2 separate regions of the Homo sapiens genome follow, and region 1 is linked to region 2. Evidence: chromatin loops called from intact Hi-C (ENCODE). Cell type or tissue: endothelial cell of umbilical vein. All regions are shown on one strand. Each heading gives the region's core, and the rest is flanking DNA. Links, peaks and the distances in the headings are about the cores only.

Region 1 (2,802 bases), core at 277-2,776, 66 kb before region 2:
ACTCAGTAACAAGTACTTCTCAAAAATGTAAAGGTCACTGGTTGGGCACAGAGAATCGCTTGAACTCAGGAGGCGGAGGATGCAATGAGCCGAGATCGAGCCACTGCACTCCAGACTGGGCAACAAGAGTGAAACTCTGTCTCAAAAAAAAAAAAAAAAGGAAAGAAAAAGAAAGAAATTAAGGTCAGCAAAAATAAGGGAAGTCTGAGAAACGGTCGCAGCTTAAGGAAGCTTAAGGACACATGATGGCTAAATGTCATGTAGGATTCTGGATGGAATCCTGGAACAGAAGAAAGGAATTAGGGAAAAACTAAGAAAAACTGAATAAAGTGGGCCTTAGCTAATAATTATGTATCATACTGGTTCATTAATCCTAATAAATGTACACCGCTAATCTGAGATGTTAACATCAGGGGAATCGGGGTGTGGAAACTCTACCTTCACGGCCTTTCTAAAATCATAAACTAAAAGGTTTATTTTTTTAAGACCTTAGAAAAAAAAGAAAAGAGTGATAACCCTTTTCCCACTTCCTCTTCATTCAGCAAGACCCTCAGATACAACTCCCTGAAACAAACAGAAACTAACACACCACAGAAGAACAATTTTTAAAACATAATGTATTATCTGCAGTTTATGCAGCTCATCCACACATCACTCTGTGTCAAGGCTTCCCAGTGAACATTTATTTGTTGAATCCTACAGCTTACTTACCTGGGACCAAGATCAAGCAAATCTATGGACTTAGTCTTTAATTCTCCATGTTTTTCATATTCCAACATAATTCCTATAGAAATAAACAAACATGTTATAAAACACTTACGATAACCACCTATGTCAAAAGTTAACCTACCTTGCCACAGTTTTTTCCATTTTTATTTTTAAAATTTTTAATTTTTTAACAAAAAATAAGCAGTGATATCTAGTTCCAAAACAAGATCATGTAGACAAACTTTTCCCTGGTCCTTCCCTCTAAATATAACTAAATACCCTTGAAATTGTCCAATAGACAATGAAAAAATAATAGAAAGTTGGATGGAAGAAGGTAGACTGGCTATAGGTTTCAGGGCTTGAGGAACGACTACATGGTGAGATTCCCGGATTTTCTTTTTATCACCGCATTCCACACCCCAAAACTAGGACAAGAGGGCCCTATTCCCTGACCCACAAATGGGGCCCCTGCAAGCAGTCTGATCCCCCAGTGGAAGCTTGGGGCTGTTCCAGTTCCCAGTGCACATTCTGGGCCCCAGCAGGCAGTTGGATCTGGCTGCAGCCCCATCAACAAAGTCCTGGGACCTCCCAGACCCCACTCCACAGCCAGGCCATTGGTGGACAGTCCTATCCACTTGCAAAAGGGGCAACGGTGACATCCAGGGATGTCTCAGACCTCATTCCACAACCAGGCACTGAGGCAGCCTCAGCAAAGCCCTGCGTTTCCCTGCCTTCCAGCCAGCAGCATAATCAGGCCGGGAAGTGACCAGGAAGGCCACTCAGTGACAGCAGGCCTACTAGGGAAGTACCTTCTGCGCCCTGCAGGTGGCGCCAGCAGTGACTGAGCAGGAGCCTTAGCAGTACCCGAAAAAACAAAGGACAGTAACATTGCAAGAGCCTAGGAAACTACAGACACCATTGTAACCAACGCCCGCAAAAGTAGCCCAAGAGCACATATGACAAATCTAAGCAGATTTCGCCAAATTAGAAGGTTTAGATAGGATCAAGGATCCCCGTAATAATCAAAACGTCTAGGATACAATTTTTTAAAAATCACCTATTATACCAAGGACAATCAACAAACACCAATACCAAGATGAATCAGAGGTTGGAATCATCTGACAAGGACTTTAAAGAAGATATTATAAAAATCCTTCAATAATCATTTACAATTTCACTTGAAACAAATGAAAAAATGGAAAATCCCAGAAAATATTTATTAAACCAAATGAGGATTATAGAATTGAAAAATATGATAATGAAAATAAAAAACTTGCTAAGCGAGTTCAAAAGTAGAGATGACAGAGAATAGAATCTGTGAACTTGAAGATGGATCCATAGAATATATTCCATCCGAACAGCCCAGCGCTAATAAAAACTGGACAGAGCCTCCTAACCACCTTACTCTACTGCCTCTGCCTGTGGATATAAACTAGTACATCTCAAAAATTTGGCTTCAGGATCACCTTACACTCTTAAAAATTATTTAGGACACCAAAGAGTTTTTGGTTTTTTTCCATATTAAAAACTAAAATTGAGAAATTTTTTAAATATTTATTAAGTTGTTTTAAAACAACAGTAATTCATAGCATGTTATTTTTATAAAGTTTTTGTAAAAATAACTATATTTTCTTGCCCCTAAAAAGAGTAAGAAGAGTAGCACTGTTTTATACTTTAACAAATCTCTAATATCTGGCTTAAGACAATGGATTCTCATCTCTGCTTCTGCATTCAAGCTTCTGCTAAATGTTTTAGACAAAGTATAAGAAAAGAATGTAGTCAGACACTGATACATAGTTGAAAAATGAAGGAGTATTATAATTGCCTTTTTATATCATTGTGAACATTTTTTGATATTAAAACTCAACAAATGGTAACTTCTTAAAATTAGTTGCAATATAGAATCTGAAACCATATTAGTGAATTTTCCATATACTTGCATTAAACCTCATTGGTCTATTTCACACTTTTGATGGATCTTTTATTCATGCATGGTCCATGCATAATCATGCACTGGACATTTGAAAAATACTGATCTACTAAGTTATGCATATATTGTAACTGTTGACATATTTCATCACACAATATCAGAAA
Region 2 (2,802 bases), core at 298-2,797:
TGGAGAAACCCTGTCTCTACTAAAAATACAAAAGTTAGCCAGGTGTGGTGGTGGACGCCTGTAATCCCAGCTACTCAGGAAGCTGAGGCAGGAGAATTGCTTAAACCCAGGAGGCAGAAGGTGCAGTGCAGTGAGCCGAGATCATGCCACTGCACTTCAGCCGGGGTGACAGAGCAAGACTCCATCTCAAAAAAAAAAAAAAAAAAAAAAAAAAAGATTTGTGTATCTTACTGCATATAAATTATACTTCAATTAAAAAGTAAATAGGCTTTTTTTCCAAAATGAAAAAAAAAAAAGAGAGAGAGAGAGAGCTGTGAATTGGGAGTGGCATCCCTAATCTAAGATCATATTTAATCCAGTGAAAACTAGAGCATTAAATATTCAAATTACATAGCTGAGGCCCTGCTCTCTGATCCCAGCCTTAACAAACCAGCTTTGTGATTCCAATTTGACTGCTCAGGTAGCTTGCTTCCCTAATCTAGCCATGTGCTTGTGTCCGCATACTTGACGCTTGGATGCTTTCGTTGTTGATTAATAAATTGGCATTCCAGCCTGGAGATTTCAGTCTTCAGAAACTCACTTAATACTTATTAGTAGTCCTGGCCTCAAAAGATTCAGACAGCTTCAGAGTGCTAACAAAATTTTCTCCTTTCCTGACTCTACAAGCCTTACCTGCTGAGGCCTTCCAGCAATGAGACAAATCTGCTGCCCCCTGAAAATGCCTTGCTTTGACTGTGCTGTTCCAACAGTGACTGATGGGGAGGAGAGAAGGGGTGTCTGGGATAAGTCCCAGGCTTCACAATCCCACCTCTTCTGCCTTTTTTTTTTTTTTTTTTTTTTTGCCGTGGCTGTGACTGAAGTTCACCATTTCTCAGCCTCCTCATTGCAGCTGTCTCTGGTACCTCTGCTTTCCATCCACCCCACCTCCCTTTCCTCTGCCGTGCAGAGACAACATGTATTTTGACCTTTACAGTGGTTTCCCAAGGGCTCCATGGTCAAGCCCAAACCACCACACGTAGTTGAGATAACAGTTTAACTTAATCTGCAGCTACTCCACCCCTGCCCCACTTGCATATACTCCTCTTCATCCGGTATTGCTCAAGGGTGGCGCGATTGGCGTTTGGGGTGGGACAATTCTTCATTGTGCAGAACCATCCGTTGCATTCTAGTGAGTTTAGCAACCCTGGCTCCTACCCTCTGAATGCTTGTTGTACTCACCCTCAGACATTGTGACAACTACACATGCCCGCAGATATTTCCAAACACTTCCTGCTGTCCCTTTTCCAACTAGCTACTTCCTACTGATTCTTCATACCACAAGTATTGGGCTGAATCTTGTGAAATTGTCATCTTCTCAGGTCAATGACATCAAATATTGGCTACTTAATGTGATTCAACTGCATAGTACTTCTTCTGGAAGCCCTCACGAATGATGCCCAATGATTTCATTATTAAAGTGCTTACCACCAAGTGTTGTAAGAGCTGCTTTACTCATTCCTGCCTCTCGCCACATTGCTCAGCCTTAAATATCTAGCAGCAAGTTATTAAGTTTTAAGTCACTTCTTCTCTCTAGCACTTGGCACGGTGCCCAGCACATACTGAACCTATGTGTGATGATGAATCAACACACAGGATGTTGAGCATACTTTCCCTGATGATTCAATGTTGCTGTTCCTGAGGATGCAGACGCCCTTGGGGACTATTGAGCCACTTACTCTTTTTTGGCTCCACATCAAGTGACCCACCACTGCCCTACTTTATGGGTTTATGTGTCTTGATTTTGCATCATATCATCAGCATGCCTGCCTCCAGTGATCCTGTGTGTCCTTTGGAATCCGAGGCACTCTGTGAACCTTGATGCATGAATGTAGTGATAGTAACTACTGGTTCAGAGTCTTTTCATCCTGATTGCTGGGCTCTTACCAGGTTTCACACGTCTGGGGGCTCCCCGCTGGTTAGCAAGGCAGCCACTAAGAACTCTCTGAATAGTCATTTTCCTTTCGGAAACTGCTTAAAGATGACTCGGGAGGACTTTTAAATGGAGAAATGTTCGTATGCTGAGATCCTGGCTGGTGACAGAAGGATGGAAGAAGTGATGCCTGAAGGTATATTCTAAATGGTTGTTGTGTCCCTGTAGTCAAAAGGTGTGTGGGCATGGTTTCTTATTTTAAACAGTTTTCTTAAATCAATAAACATTGGGTTATGAATCTCAGATATAGGATCTTTTTCAACTTTTAATCTGGACGACTTTGAATTAAAGAAAAAAAAGAACAACTGTTCCATTATAATTCATGTAAAATCAAGTCCAGGGCCATGAGGGGCCGAGATAAAGGGAACAACTAGAAGTAAGTGGAGGATATAATTTCTCAGAAAATTCTTATATTTTCTGTGCCTGGAAATGGTTTCAATACACATCATAAAAATGATATAAAACTCAATCAACAGAAGAACTTTTTGTTTCTTTATTTTCAATATTTGTCTTATTAATATTTTTCTTATTTTATAATGCAATTACAACAATTTAGGAGACAAAACAATATAAACAAAAGAATGTTAAATAGTTTTTTTTAAAAAATAGCTTGTTGCTTGCAAGAAAGTCCATATAATCTTATTCCCCCCCAAATATAATTTTATACTTTGCACTAAACCAAAATAGCTTATGGAAAATTAGTATTAAATAGCTAAACACAGAAAACCTACAGCTATAAATAACATAAAATACAGTTTAACTTTAATGTGATGCTTAAACAAAGCAAACTATGATGCAATATGAATCAACTTCATTAATTGGACAAGTCCAGT

Evidence for each region. Peaks named below come from ENCODE experiments on the same cell type or tissue, not always from the same donor. Only the 100,000 strongest peaks of a DNase experiment are listed, where the experiment ranks them.
Region 1: a loop joins it to region 2, with 4 times the contacts of the local background. A loop is called at or near these places in 11 of 110 quality-filtered maps.

The regions. Positions count from the first base shown.
Region 1 is chr2:227,883,333-227,886,134 of GRCh38, reverse strand. DAW1 (dynein assembly factor with WD repeats 1) reads right to left here. Exons shown (of 13, transcript NM_178821.3): 2 at 712-784. Among named protein-coding and RNA genes, the nearest start is that of DAW1, 13 kb to the right of the region's middle. In endothelial cell of umbilical vein, for the core only: a CTCF peak has its summit at 1,528 (motif pointing right); a DNase peak (open chromatin) is centred at 1,544.
Region 2 is chr2:227,817,203-227,820,004 of GRCh38, reverse strand. It overlaps CCL20 (C-C motif chemokine ligand 20), which reads right to left. Exons shown (of 4, transcript NM_004591.3): 4 at 2,449-2,802. Among named protein-coding and RNA genes, the nearest start is that of CCL20, 4.8 kb to the right of the region's middle. RefSeq lists an enhancer at 1,027-2,226. In endothelial cell of umbilical vein, for the core only: no CTCF peak of the experiment used is centred there; a DNase peak (open chromatin) is centred at 1,634; H3K27ac peaks cover 2,500 bases.